Regions from separate parts of the Homo sapiens genome. Here region 2 is linked to region 1. Evidence: chromatin loops called from intact Hi-C (ENCODE). Cell type or tissue: Panc1. All regions are shown on one strand.

The links. Peaks named below come from ENCODE experiments on the same cell type or tissue, not always from the same donor. Only the 100,000 strongest peaks of a DNase experiment are listed, where the experiment ranks them.
Region 2: it touches region 1 in a loop (4-fold over the local background); 7 of 110 quality-filtered maps call a loop at or near these places.

The regions. Positions count from the first base shown.
Region 1 is chr7:23,567,028-23,575,027 of GRCh38, forward strand. No RefSeq gene overlaps it. Among named protein-coding and RNA genes, the nearest start is that of CCDC126, 26 kb to the right of the region's middle. In Panc1, a CTCF peak has its summit at 3,746 (motif pointing right); a DNase peak (open chromatin) is centred at 3,774; H3K27ac peaks cover 727 bases.
Region 2 is chr7:24,378,937-24,386,936 of GRCh38, forward strand. The region is part of intron 1 of LOC107986777 (a long non-coding RNA gene); the gene reads right to left. Among named protein-coding and RNA genes, the nearest start is that of NPY, 99 kb to the left of the region's middle. In Panc1, CTCF peaks have their summits at 3,165 (motif pointing left) and 3,383; a DNase peak (open chromatin) is centred at 3,157.

The DNA.
Region 1 (8,000 bases):
GATTCTCCTGCCTCAGCCTCCCGAGTAGCTGGGATTCCAGGCACCTGCTACCACATCCGGCTAATTTTTGTATTTTTAGAGACAGGGTTTCGCCATATTGGACAGGCTGGTCTCGAACTCCTGACCTCAAGTGATCCACCCGCCTTGGCCTCCAAAAGTGCTGGATTACAGACATGAGCCACCACGCCCGGCTTAATTTTGGTTTCTATGTTGATTTTTCCGTCCGAAAAATCTATCTAGTTTTGAAAGTGGGGTGTTGAAATGTTCTACTATTCTTGTGTTGAAGTCTCTCTCTCTCTCTAGCTAGAATAATATTTGCTTTATATGTCTGGGTGCCTTAGTGTTGGATGCATATATATTTGCAACCGTTATATCCTCTTGCTGAACTGACTCCTTTATCATTATATAATGACCTTCTTTGTCTCTTTTTACAGTTTTTGACTTTGTCTATTTTATCGGATGTAAGTATAGCTACTCCTGCTCTTTTTTGGTTTTCATTTGCATGAAACATTTTTTTTCCACCCTTCTCTTTCAGTCTATGTGTGTCTTTATAGGTGAGGTGAGTTTCTTTTTTATTTTATTTATTTTATTTATTATTTATTTATTTTTTTGAGACGGAGTCTCGCTCTGTCGCCCAGGCTGGAGTGCAGTGGCACAATCTCGGCTCACTGCAAGCTCCGCCTCCTGGGTTCACCCCTTTCTCCTGCCTCAGCCTTCCAAGTAGCTGGGACTACAGGCGCCCGCCACCACGCCTGGCTAATTTTTTGTATTTTTAGTAGAGACGGGGTTTCACCGTGTTAACCAGGATGGTCTCGATCTCCTGACTTCGTGATCCGTCCACCTCGGCCTCCCAAAGTGCTGGGATTACAGGCGTGAGCCACTGCACCCGGCTGGTGAGGTGAGTTTCTTGTAGGCAGTATGTAGTTTAGTCTTTTTATTTTTATCCATTCAGCCATTCTATGTTTTTAAATTGGAGAGTTTAGTCCATTTACATCCAATGCTATTATTGATAGGTAAGGACTTCTTATTGCCGTTTTGTTACCTGTTTTCTGGTTGTTTTCTAACTCTTCTTTCTTTCTTACTGTCTTCCTTTGTGGTTATTTTCTCTGGTAGTGTGGTTCACTTTCTTGCTTTTATTTTTTGTGTGTCTATTATAGGTTTTTGTTTTGTGGTTACCATGGGGGTTACAAAAAAAATCCTATAATTATAAGAAGTCATTTAAAACTGATGACAACGTTGTAAAGAAAAGAAATAGCTAAAACAAAACTAAAAAATTCTATACTGTTACTGCATTCCTCTCACATTTTCATTTTTTTGTGGTCTCAATTTATATATTTTTTATCTTAAATTTTTTTTTTTCTGAGATAGAGTCTTGCTCTGTCGCCCAGGCTGGAGTGCAATGGGGCAATCTCAGCTCACTGCAACCTCTGCCTTCAGGTTCAAGCGATTTTCCTGCCTCAGCCTCCTGAGTAGTTGGGATTACAGGCACCTGCCACCACACCCAGCTGATTTTTTCTTTTTTTTGAGACAGAGTCTCGCTCTATCACCCAGGCTGGAGTGTAGTGGTGCAATCTCGGGTCATTACAACCTCCGCCTCCTAGGTTCAAGCGATTGTCCTGCCTCAGCCTCCCGAATAGCTGGGACTACAGGCGTGCACCACCATGCCCAGCTATTTTTTTGTATTTTCAGTAGAGACGGGTTTCTTTTTTTTTTTTTTTTGAGACAGTCTTCGCTGTGTTGCCCAGGCTGGACTGCAGTGGCACGATCTCGGCTCACTGCAAGCTCTGCCTCCCAGATTCACACCATTCTCCTGCCTCAGCCTCCCGAGTAGCTGGGACTACAGGTGCTCGCCACCATGCCTGGCTAAATTTTTGTATTTTTTGGTAGAGGCGGGGTTTCACCTTGTTAGCCAGGATGGTCTCAATCTCCTGACCTAGTGATGGGCCCGCCTGGGCCTCCCAAAGTGCTGGGATTACAGGCGTGAGCCACCGTGCCTGCTAATTTTTGTGTTTTTAGTGGAGTTGGGGTTTCACCATGTTGATCAGGCTGGTCTGGAACTCCTAACCTCAGGTGATCACCTGCCTCAGCCTCCCAAAGTGCTGGGATTACAGGCATGAGCCACCGCGCCCAGCCTTTATCTTAATTTTTAAATTTTAAAATAATTTCTCTTTCCCATTGGTCTGTGTGATGCATCACTTTATATCTTTTTATAGTGTCTTCCACTTAATAAAATGCTGTATTATTTTTCATGTATTTTTTAATCTTTATACTTAAAACATAAGTGGTTTCTACACTACAATTACAGTTTTAGAGTATTGTGAATTTGTCCATGTACTTGCTTTTACCAGTGAGTTTTATACCTTCAGATACTTTCTTGTTGCTTGTTAGCATCCTTTTCTTTCAGATTGAAGAACTTCCTTTAGGATTTCTTGTAAGACAGATCTGATGGTGATAAATTATCTCAGCTTTTGTTTGTCTGGGAAAGTATTTCTCCTTCATATGGGAAGGATAGCTTTGCTGGAAACAGTATTTTCAGTCAAAAGTTTTTTTCCTTCACTTTGAATATGTCATATCATTCCTTCCTGTCCTATAAGTGTTCCACTGAAAAGTCTGCTACTAGACATATTGGATCTCCTTTATGTGTTACTCGTTTTTTTTTTCTTGCTGCTTTTAGGATCCTTTCCTTGTCCTTGTCCTTTGAGAGTTTGAGTATTATATGCTTTGGAGAGTCTTATTTTAATTGAATCCCCATGGTGATTTTTGACCTTTTTATACCTGGATATTAATATTGCTCTCAAGATTTGCATACTTCTCTATTATTATTTATTTGAATAAATCTTCTATCCCTATCTCTTTCTCTACTTTCTCTTTTAGGTCAGTGACTCTTAGATTTGCTATTTTGAGGCTATTTTCTATATCTTTAAGTGTTTTTTCATTCTTTTTTCCTTTTTTCTCTTCTGCATATTTTCAAATAGCTTTGAGCTCACAAATTCTTTCTTTTGCTTGATCAGTTCTTCTGCTGACACACTTGACGCATTTTTAAACTTGTCAATTGCATCTTTCAGCTCCAAGTTTTCTGTGCTTAAAAATTATTTCAATCTCTGTTAACTCTGATAAATTTTAGAATTACTTCTCTGTTTTATTGAAGTTCTTTGAGCTTCCTCAAAATAGCTGTTTTGAATTCCCTGTCTGAGAGGTCATATGTCTCTATCTCTCCATGGTCAGTTATTGGTGTTGTATTTAGTCAGTTTGGTGAGGTGATATTTGTTCTTAATGTTCTGTTCTTTTTTTTTTTTTGAGATGGAGTCTCACTCTGTTGTCCAGGCTGGAGTTCAGTGGCACGATCTTGGCTCACTGCAACCTCTGCCTCCTAGGTTCAAGCAATTCTCCTGCCTCAGCCTCCTGAGTAGCTGGGATTACAGGCATGCACCACCACATCCAGCTAATTTTTGTATTTTTAGTAGAGATGGGGTTTCACCATGTTGGCCAGGATGGTCTTGAACTCCTGACTTTGTGATTTGCCCGCCTTGGCCTCCCAAAGTGCTGGGAGTGCATGAGCCACTGCGCCCGGCTTTGTTCTTAATGTTCTTAATGCTTGTGGACATTCATCGATGTCCAGGCATTGGAGAGGTGGGTATTTATTCCAGTTCTCACAGTCTGACTTAGTTTGTTCCTGTCCTTCAGAGGGCCTTCAAAAGATTCAAAAGGAACTCTTGGGTTCTTGTCTATGGTCACTGCAGCCATTTCAGCACCAGAGGGCACCCTAAGCCCAGTTATGCTGTGACTCTCTTCCAGCCTCCTAGATACCCAGCCCAGATGGACGTGGGGATGATCAGGGAGAAATCCCTGAGTTGCAAGGGAAAGTCACTCATTCATTTTCCTCTTTGTCACCCAAATGCCCAAATAGAAGGAGTCTCTCTCAGCACTGAGCTGCCTGAAGTTGGGGGAGGGGTTATATGGGCACCTCTGTGGCCATCACAGCTGGTATTATGCTAGGTTACACCCCAAGAACATAGCTTCCTGACCAGTGCAGCACTAGGGGTCACACAAAGACCGAGGTCACTATGGCCTGGCTGCCACTAACACTTATTCAGGCTTTACCACCCTTTCCTTCCCCACCCACCCCTCCAGCACACAGATTCTTCCTACAAGCTGCTTTAGTTGCTTGGGGTTAAGGGAGGAGTTGTGTCGGCAATGTGAGACTGTCCCTTCTACCCTTTTTAATGTGTCTTTTCTTCTTATTATGCTAAAACCAGGTACTGTGATTGCTCCTCTGATTTTGTAATTCTTGTGAAGGTGCTTTCTTACGTGGAGATTTGTCCAATTGGAGGTTCCTGTGCAGGGACGATTGCTGGAGGGTTCTTTTCAGCCATCTTGCTCCACCTCCCTTGAGACAGTTCCTATTAGTTTGCTGAAGTCTGTGCTCTGGCAAGCAAATATACTACTTGGATGAAGGAGGCAGAAATATAGATCAGATGCTAGTACAAATGAGTGGTTACTGGTTAGATAACTTTGCTTATAAAGTGTTTAGCCAATGGATCAATATCAAACTAGACAAATGAAAAATTCAAATTGTGAAAGAGTAGGTTGAGAACAATACCATTTTGGTTTTGAAAATGATATATTTGAATTCAAAATATAAGCCTAGGCAGCGTAGTGAGACCCTGTCTCTATAAAAAATGAAAATAATAGCTGGAGATGGTGGTGTGTACCTGCTAGGGAGGCTGAGGTGGGAGGATCACTTGAGCCCAGGAGTTTGAGGTTACAGTGAACTATGATCACACTGTTGCACTCCAGCCTGAGTGACAGAGTGAGACCCTGTCTCTGACAAAACAAACAAACAAAAAACAAAAAACAAAAGAGAACAAGGAAATATTTATGTATTATCAGCAGTGTAAGGTAGCACAGCTGTCCAACAGAGCAATACTCAGTGATGTTAAGAATATGTGTACTCTGTGACTCTCTACAACAATTTGACTCCTGAGAATATATCCTAGAGGAACCCTTCATTGACAATCAGGGAGACAGAAATAAGGATGTTCATCATATTTTTGTTTGTAGCAAACAAGAAGCAACATAAAAGCAGTACCTTAGACCTGGACAAGAGGGGCCTCTGCTCTAGATCTGCACTTCAGAATTCTTCGTGTATCACAATGACATAAAAAGTACACATGGGCACCCTGGCCACTGACTTCATATTTAGGGCTGGCACAGCCTGACCTGTGACCCTGCATATTCTTTGTTGTGACTGATGTTATTCAGGCTCCAGGGCAATGCATCCATATATCTTGCTCTACGTCCTTAAAAAAGGGGGCTGAATTAGAATGTTGCAAAGGTCTTTAGATTGTACTGTTGCCAGCCTTGGAGATGGGCACTGCTTCGGAGCATAGAAAACACTTGAGTGGCAAAAAAAACTCAGGTAAGGGATAAAATAAATTAATTACAGAACTTGACAAATCCTTCCTCTCAGATGCTACAAATACATTAGAATCTCACATAATGAAGCATCGTTTCTCAGTAGTGCTGGGGATCCATTTCTTTGCTTCTCTCGATGTTCCAATTCAGGTTACTCACAAATTAACACTGTGTTTGCAACACACAAACCTAGCAGCTGAGGTGCATTTGCAATAATGAGCAATTCATATTACTAAATATATATATATGTGGTTTAGACAAAGGGGCTTAAAATGAATAACTGATTATTTACATTGGCAACTAAATGGACACAGTGCTAGAATTGTAAATAGTTTTATTTTTGTAAAAATATATTAAGCTTGTAATCCCAGCACTTTGGGAGTCTGAGACAGGAAGATCACTTGAGCCCAGGAATTTGGGACCAGCCCAGGCAACATAGTGAGACCCCATCCACACACACACAATTAGGAGAATTGTTTAAGCCTGGGAGGTCAAGGCTACAGTGAGCCAATATTACACCACTGCACTCCAGCCTGGATGACAGAGCAAGACCCTGTCTCAAGGAAAAAAAAAAATATATATATATATATATATAAAAATACATATGAAATATGTATTATATATGTACATGAAAGTTTAGTCAAATTTTCAAAAAACTAAATTTACTTATTTATTTATTTATTGAGACTGAGTCTCGCTCTGTCACCCAAGCTGGAGTACAGTGGCGTGATCTTGGCTCACTGCAACCTCCGCCTACCGGGTTCAAGCAATTCTCATGCCTCAGCCTCCCAAGTAGCTGGGATTACAGGCACGTGCCACCACGCCCGGCTAATTTTTGTATTTTTAGTAGAGACGGAGTTTCACCATGTTGGCCAGGTTGCTGTCTAACTCCTGACCTCAAGTGATCTGCCCACCTTGGCTCCCAAAGTGCTAGGATTACAGGCGTGAGCCACTGCACCCGGCCAGAAAACTAGATTTAAAATTCCACTTCATTTCAACTATTTTGACCAAATATTTGTTTTTTTGTTTGTTTGTTTGTTTGTTTGTTTAGTGAGATGAATGATTGCCTTTATTTATTTTGAGATAGCTTTTTGCTCTGTTGCCCAGGCTGGAGTGCAGAGGCTTGATTATACCTCACCGCAGCTGCAACCTCTCAGGCTCAAATGATCCTTCTGCCTCAGCCCCCCAAGTAGCTGGGACCACAGGTGCATTCTGCTACACCTGGCAAATTCTTTATTTTTTGTAGAGCTGGGATTTTCCTATGTTTCCCAGGCTGATGTCAAACTTCTGGGCTCAAGCAATCCTTCTGCCTTGAACTCTCAAAATGCCAGATAGTAAGTGGGAGCCGCCATGCCTGCCCAATATTATTTTAACCGCACAATGATTACAGAAAACAGTGTGACCTTTCTAGGTTTAGAATAAATTATTTTGAAAATAGAAGCTAAACATTTAAGACAGATAAATAGCAATCACGGTCCAGGATAAAAATTCAAAATAATACAAAATAATAATTATTTTGAATGGCTAAACATTTAAAACAGATAAATAACAATCACTGTCCAGGATGAAAATTCAAAATAATTCAAAATAATAATAATGGTTAATAAAGTGAGAAAAGAAATCATACACAAAATAGAAATCGAAATATTTACATTATTCACTTCAACTAGATTGCAGAAAGTCATGTTGAATAATTATATATACACACATATTTGAACTACCAAAAAACCCACAAAGAAGTAGAAAATTAAGGAATGCTTCACTGATTTTATACCTGCTATAAAAAAAAAGTTCAGGCTTTTGGCTTAAGTCACAAAGTGAGAAAACATTTCTCAGTTTTAAGCATTGATTCAAAAGATTGCCCAAAGCAAGCCAGCGAAGAAGTCTGGATGGCCCTGGAAGCACATTTCTTTCCCTCCTTTGGTAGCTTAGCAGGGAGCTGGCTCATCAGGACTGAGCCTGTCTGCAGAGGGACAGCTAGGCCACTGGCTGATGCTAATGTTCCCAGGAGGTAGAGATTCTTCAGGGCTGTTCCCAAGACCCTTGATGTGTCACTCTACACTTGGTGTTCTTCCTGGACCTGAGATCCCTTGATACATATATTTTTTTCTTTCTTGGAGAAACTAGGTCGTCCCCACTGTCTTTTTTTTTCTTTTTTTTCTTTTTTTTGAGACGGAGTCTCGCTCTGTCGCCCAGGCTGGAGGGCAGTGGCGCGATCTTGGCTCACTGCAAGCTCTGCCCCTGGGTTCACGCCATTCTCCTGCCTCAGCCTCCCGAGTAGCTGGGACTACAGGCGCCTGCCACCACACCTGGCTAATTTTTTTTTTTTTTTTTTGTATTTTTATTAGAGACCGGGTTTCACCGTGTTAGCCAGGATGGTCTCGATCTCCTGACCTCGTGATCCGCCCGTCTCGGCCTCCCGAAGTGCTGGGATTACAGGCGTGAGCCACCCCCACTCCCGTTTAGTTCAAAAATTTTTAAGTATGTAACAGTGAGGAGGCAAGGTCCTGTCTTCTCGACTGCTGTTCATGGCATGTCTAGTCTTTTGCCTTAGGCTGGCCCCAGAGACTTTGGCCAAGTTGCAT
Region 2 (8,000 bases), 810 kb after region 1:
TTCTCACTCCATCCCTTTTTCAGCTCCCCTTCCATCTGAGAGCCACTTTGGTCAGCAATAAAATCCTTGGCATTTACCATCTCCAATTTGTTCATGCAACTTCATTCCTCCTGGATGCCAGAAAAGAACTGGGGTGCAGGTGCAAAAGGCTGCCAGACTAACCCTCCACTGAGCTGTTAACACTTAAGCCATCCGTGGACAGCAAAGCTAAAAGAGCACTGACTGTAACACTCTTTCTGGGTCTTCAGGGTTGTGGGCACCCCCCTAGGTGTTACTGGGGTGGGGAGGGCTGCACACAGTTTTGTTCCTGCCGGTGCCCAAAAGTGCTCACCCTGGCTCCTGCACCCACTCACCAGCATTCCCCTTCCTGTGAGGAGTAGAACACAGCAGGACCAAGCAAGTGGAGTCCGCCCCTGTTGGCACCTAAGCAGCGGCTAGTTCTAGCACCTGTGCACTCCAGTTCCCACCACAAAGGAGTCAGGGAGATTTCCTGCTTCGGAATGCGATATAATCATAACAATGGAATGTTATTTGGCAATAGAAAGAAATGAAGTACTGGTATCTGTACAGCATGGACAAACCACAAAAAGCATAACATTAAAGAGGCAAGACACAAGGGATCACATATTGTATAGCTCCACTTATCTGATAAATTTATAAGAGACAGTGGATCAGGGGTTGCCTGGGAAAGAGATGGGAAGGAACCAGATTGACAGTAAAGGGAATGAGGGATCTTATTGGGGTAATATTATAGAAGTGTTTTAAAACTGATTTATAGTGATGGTTGTACAACTTGGTAATTTCACTAAAAATTATTGAATTGTACACTTGAAATGGGTAAGTTACATATGTAAAATATGCCCAAATAAAGTTGTAAAACAATTTTTAAGGTGCAATTGAATCATCTTAGCGTCTTGTTAAAATGCAAACTGAGTAGTAGGTACTATGGTTTGAATATGGGATTTTTTGGCCCCACCAGGTCTCATGTTGAAATTCTATCCCCATTGTTGGAGCCTTATGGCAGATCCTTTATGAATGGCTTGGTGCCATTCATAAAGGGATTGAGTTTTCACCTTTGGTTCCTGAGAGAATTGGTGTTGAAAAGAGCCTGGCACCTCCTCCTCTTTTCTTGGTCTACTCTCCACGTGCTGTCTGCACGCAGCCCCCCTTCACCTTCTGCCATGAGTGGAAGCAGCCCAAGGCCCCACCAGAAGCCAAGCAGGTGCCAGTGCCATGCTTCTTATACAGCCTGCAAAACTGTGAGCCGAATACACCTCTTTTCTTTACAAATTGCCCAGCATCAGGTATTCTTTTCTAACAACGCAAATGGACTAAGACGGTAGGTTTGGGGCAAGGCCTAAGATTTGCATTTCCAGTAAACTCAAAGGTGAAGTTGATGCTGTTGATCCAGAGACTACATTCTGAGTAGCGAGGAGACAGATGTCCCAAATTCCTACTTCTCCAATTCAACTAACCCCAGACAAGTCACTCCCTCACTTGGGCTTCATTTATGAAGATGTAGCATCCTCAATCATCTCATTCTGAATACTTCATTGGCCTTGAACCATGTCATGAATGCAGCAAATCCTAAATGAAAAATTTGTATTTCTCCCCTCCTTTTCTTTGTTTGCCTAAGCCAGCATGTGAAACTTTAGCACGTCAAGCTCACCCAAGAAGCTGTTTAATATGCAGATTCCCTGACCCCCCGCCGCCCCCCACCCCCAAGACATTCTGAATCTGTAAGCCATCACTACGAAAACTGCCTTTTTAACAAGCACTTCAGGTAACTCTTATGCAGGTGATTTAAAAATTGTCTTTTGTGCACTGTTAATCTAAATGAGCACAGATCAATAGAAATATGATGGAAGCTCATATGTTATTTTAAATATTCCAGTAGCCACATTTTAAAAAGTAAAAAGAAACAGGTGAAATGAGCTTTTATAATATATCTTATTTAACCCATTAAAACCAATATGTTATCATTTTAACATGTAATCAATATAAAAATATCGAGATAATTTATGTATTTTTTTGGTAGTAAGTCTTTGAAATCTGGTGTGTATTTCAAATTTATCACACATCTCAATTCAGACTAACCATATTTCAAGCACTCAGTTTTGGTCACCGACCCAAGACCTGTTGGATCATAAACTCTGGGTATGGCCCAGTAAGCTGTATTCGAGTAAGCTCTCCAGGTGATTCTCGTATTCACTTGAGCTTGAGAACCACTGATCTATGCTATTGTTTCTTGAACTTGACTGCACGTTGGAATCACCTGGGAAACTTAAAAAAAAAATGCTTATGCATGAGTCCGAGTCCCAGAAATCAAGATTTCTTTAAAAAGGCCTTCCAGATGATTCTAATATGCACCAAAGTTCAAAAGCTGCTGCTCACTGTCTCTTAAAGATGCCTACCTTATTATCTTCAGCTCCGAGAAGTTACTGGGCTCCTTTCATCATTTTCTGTGATGTATCATGCTCTGCTCACCAGTCCCCCCAAGTCCACATTTCTTGTTTATTCCACTTTGAGTTTTTAGAAAAAAAGTAATCATCTAAACCACTACTGCAATTCCCTTCCTAAAAGGGAAATCTCTGAAAAATCTGCATCCTTCAGCTTCTCCCCGATGATTGCTAGTCCCCACCTGCTTGACCCACTCAGCAATTCTCACCCCTTACTCCATCTCCCCATAGCCCCCACGGACCCTGATTCATCTTCCGGGAGCATCAACCCAATAACAGCTCCATCCCACTGCCTATGTGGCTCCCAAATTTTGGACACTTATCGGTGACTTTTAATTGAGCTGTGGCCCTCTCCTGTATTTCAAAGGAATCCCTGAAGGCCCAAATCATCCCTAAAAGTCTCCTCCAGAGAAAAAGAGCAAAAACAGAAATCAACCCATGAGCCTCCTTTCCTACCACTGCTAAGAGTTTCCATTCAGTAGATCTCCATTTCCCACTACCTTGGGTTCCAGCAGCTCACTGGGAGAGGAGGGATCTTTGAGAAGGTCATCTGATCATGTGTGGAAGGAGTCGAGGGAATTAAAAATCAGATTGCATGCCCATGTCATAGACTGTTCGGGAAAAAGCAGCTGCTTGGCATGTGTGTGTGCAGCCCACACAAACAACATAGGTCATGTTTACGTCTATGTAAATATGTATAGTTGAAGCACCCTCTAGTGGAACACCTAGAGAAGGTCACACTCTCTGGAGAAACTCACCCTTGGAGAAAAAAAAACAAAAAACAAAAAAACAAGGTATTTGGAAATCTTATCTGCCCAGAGCATCCATGGTGAGATATAAGAGCACAAGTCTATAGTGTATTCATGTACAGGGGCACAGGCCAGCCCGGTGTCCACCTGGTCTGCTGGGTGAGGAGGGGGCATGAGCTGAACTGGCCTTTCTTGAGGCCTCACATGGAGGCTTTGATTCCCCTGTTGCCTGAGGTGTAAGAAAGCAGTGTTGGGATGTATTTTACAGATTACCACGGGTTCCTTTCAGGCTAAGAAGCTGTCCGTCTCCATTTCAAATCAAGGAGTGGGGAGAGAAGATAGATTATTCACTATTGGGACAACTGGATTGCTATCGGGAAGAGGATAACTTTGAAGCATGAATCAACTTTCATACACTAAATAAATTCCAAATTGAAACATAAAGAATTTGAGAAAAGGAGTGAAGATTATGTTGAAGTAGGAAATACCTTGCCAAATGTAACCCCAAATCGTAAGTCATTTTAAAAACCATTGAGAAAGTTTAACACATAAAAACAAAACATTTCTACATGGCCAAAAACAATGCCATGAACAAGGTCAAAAGACAAATAGCACACAAGGGGAAAAATGCAACGGATAGTACAAAGGGATAAAGTCCTTAATCTAGATGGTGTTCCTACAATTAATAAGCCACACACTCGGAGTTCAATAGAAAAAAAAATGAACAAGGGATATGAACAGACAGGTCACAGAAAAGGAAAGAAAAAATTATGCTCTTAAACATATAGAACAATGTTCATTCTCATTCGTAAGAGTTGTTTTTCAACATCACAGAGTAGGATCATATGCTAAGCAGGGCAAGTACAAGGAAGCAGGCACAGTCACATGTGGGAGTGTGGAATAGAAACTGGCACACTGTTCATGAAGGGCAATTTTTTAATAGCCTTGGTCAAAATAAACATTAGCCATACACATTGACCCAGCAAGTCCACTTGTAGGAATTTACCTTACAAATATGCTTACAGATGTGTGAAATGATGCATGCATGAGGAAATTCATGGAAGCATGGTTTGCAAGAGCAAAATCCTAGAAACACTGTAAATGCCCATCCAGAAGGGACTGGGGAAATAAATTATGGTACATCCATACAATGGAATACTATGCAGCCATGGGCTCCACGTTTCCAACATAAGTCATCTCTATCTGTGGAGATGTGGATTAATTTTCTACATACATAAAGTGAAAATAACAAGATGAGGTGAGGATGTGAAGATTTTCATTAAAAAAATGAGGCTCCCTGGGGGGAAAAAAAAAATGTTTCTCAGGTTGTAGAACCAGCTGGTGATATTTTTATGATTTTGGTATAAATGTTGCTTGTTTTGTTTTTAATTCAATAGTTTAAAATTATCACAGAGGGAATACATAAATGTAAGAAAAGAATGGTTAGTTTTTATGTTATGGGCACGACAGTCATATAACTGCTTGTATTTTCCTCTGCATTTGCTGCTAGAAAGCTCAGAGCCACATTAGTAGCCCACCTCTTGTTGTACAGTGTTTCAGGGCATGTGTATTTTGTACTAAACTCTCTGCTGACTTAGTTTTATTTTTTTACAACTCTTTACTTTCCTAAACAATTATTTTACATAGATTATAATAAACTGCTTCAAATGCATCTTGTAATGAGACAGTGCTGTATACCGACTGTTTGTGTCACCCCCACCCCAAGAAAATTCATGTGTTGAAATCCTAACCCGCAGTGTGGTGGTATTAGGGAGGTCGGGCCTTTGGGAGGTGATTAGGCCATGACGGTGGAGCCCTTGTGAATGGGATTAATGCCTTTATAAAACAGGCTCCAGAGAGTTCCCTCACCCCTTCCACCTTGTGAGGACACAGCAAAAAGATGGCTGTCTATGAATCAGGAAGCAGGCCCTCACCAGACACTGAATCTGCTAGTGCCTTTATCTTGACTTCTCAAAATATAAGAACTATTTTTTTGTTGTTTATAAGCCACCCAGTCTATGGTATTCTGTTATAGCAGCCCAAATGGACTAAGACCGATAAGCATATCTTTTTTAAAAACACTAGAAAAAGAAAGCAAAGTGAAGAAAGTAGTATACGCTTCTGTTTGCATTAAAAAGAATACATGCATATGCACATTTGCATAAAAATATCTCTGGAAGGTTAGTAACTCTAGTTTCCTGCAAGGGCTAGGGAACAGAAGACAAAGGGAATCTTATTAATTACTAATAACTAGTTAATAAAATACAAAATAATTTTTAAAAGTTGTTTTATGCCATATACATCTTTAATAAATATTTTTTAAAGTTATCCTTCCCTTTGCTCTAAAGAGCCACTTGATTGCTTTGAGCACCGCTCTCCTGGTTGCTACTGTTCCGCCAACAGGAAGCAGTGTAATAGAGGAGAAATTGACTTACTGTCACCCACTGACTTTCTGCTGTAATGTGGACTCACTGGTTCTGTGTATTGTGCCAGAGCTGCTGAAATATCTATAAATATTTTTACTGTATTATGAAAAATGAAAACTTGGCCCATCTCCCATAGTTTGCATTTTTTTTAAAAAAACGCAATTGGAGATAAATATGATTTTTTAAAATGTATTGAAAGTGAGGTCCTTAGTAGGGGAAAGACAAGGGCATGATGAGTTTTCTAAAGAGTGAGGCTTTCACTTTCATTCTCTACTAAGGCTCACATCTATGTAAGTCCCCAACAATGATGCACTGTGTATTTTTTAAAGTCAGGTTTATTGAGGTATAATTTATACACTGTTTTATATATATACAATTGACCCTTAAACAACATGGGTTTGAACAGCATGGGTCTGTTTATATGCAGAGTCTCATCTGCTCTTGACACTCCTGAGATAACAAGACCAACCCCTCCTCTTCCTCCTCCTCTTCAGCCTACCCATCGTGAAGATGAATGAAGACCTTTATGATGATCCACTTCCACTTAATAAATAGTAAATACATTGACTCTTATGACTTTAATGACATTTTCTTTTTCTAGCTCACTTTTATTATATCAATACACTGTGTAATATATAAAATATGTATATACGTATAACATACAAAACATGTATAAATTGACTGTGTTATCAGTAAAGCTTCCAGTCAACAGTAGGCTATTAGTAGCTACATTTTGGAGGAGTCAAAAGTTATATGCAGATTTTCAACTGCAGGGGTGTTGGAACCCTTAAGCCCTGCATTGTTCGAGGGTCAACTGTATGTATAACTGTTATATATAAAAAATTCACCCTTTTTAGGATATAGTTCAGTGAGTTTTATTTATATATATATATATATATGACAAACATATATAGTTCATATATAGAACATTTCCATCACCTCAAAAATTTCCCTCCTTCCCCTTTATCATCAAACCTTCCCTTATCCCCAGTTCCTTAACATTTTTTTTTTTTTTTTTTGAGACAGTGCCTCACTCTGTTGACCAGGCTAGACTCGACCTCCTGGCCTCAAGCGATTCTCTGGCCTTAGCCTCTCAAGTAGCTGAAACTATCAGCGAGTTTTAAGTTTTTATTTGGGAGCAATTTTACAGTTACAGAAAATTTGTAAAGATAGTTCACAGTTCTCATATATCCTTCATCCAACTCTCCCTAATGTTATTATAACATCTTACATAACAGTGGTTATACGTATCAAAACTAAGAAATTAACACCGGTAAATTACTATGAAGCAAGCTTTTATTTTATTCAGATGTAACCAGTTTTTCTATTAATGTCATTTTTTGGTTTCAGATCCTATCCTGGATCCCACCTTGTGTTTAATCATCATGTCTCCTGAATCTCTTGTGACCTGTGACAGCTTCTCAATCTTCCTTTGTTTTTCATGACCCTTTTTAACTTGTTTATGCCTAGTGTTCCATTATTGGAATGCTAAGTGTGTGGGAGTTATTTATATCCTACTGCTCAAGGTCATTGTCAAGGTCTGATTTTTCACTCATGCAAAAATTCAAAAAATTGTTAAGAATACTGGTCAGATAGTATGTAGTACGTCTCTCAGTTTGGGTTTGTCTTCTGTTTTCTCACAACTAGACTGGGCTTATGGATTTGGGGTAAAAATGCCAGAGAGATGAGGTGTCCTTCTCAAGGCATCATGGCAGGGCACATACCATGGTTATATAAGATGTTAACTTTAGGGAGAGTTGGATGAAGGATAAACGAGAACTCTGAACTACCTTTGCAAATTTTGTGTAAAGCGTAAAATTGCTCCCAAATAAAAAGCCATAACTGACCTATAATTCCAGCTATCTGGGAGGCTGAGGTGGAAGAATCACGTGAGGCCCATGAGTTCCACTTGATTTATCATTGGTGATGGTGACCTGGATCACCTAACAGTTTTCTCCACAATAAAGTTACTTTTTCACTTTCCAAACTCCATTCATCAGAAGCACTAAGTCTGGCTCACTCTTGAGGAGAAGGCAACTAAACTCCACCTCCTAGAGGGGAGCTCTCTCCACATATTATGTGGCCACCCCCCTCCTCCAGGCGGTCTTCTCCCTGTGCCATCTTTCTCAGGGAGCACCTGCAAAGGCCTGTGGAGAAGAATCTGCATGTGTCCCTGTGACTTCCCCTTGTGACTGCAGCTCCTCACAACTCTCTACTCTCACCCTGGTCCACCCTTGCGATTTACCACCATCTACAGTTTTAGCTGAATCCTTCATATTCACTTCTTAATCCTTGTGTAGCCTGGGCATCTCTCCTATGCTCTGTTCTGCTGAGCTGGTGGTTCCCTCCCATCTCTCCTTGGAAGT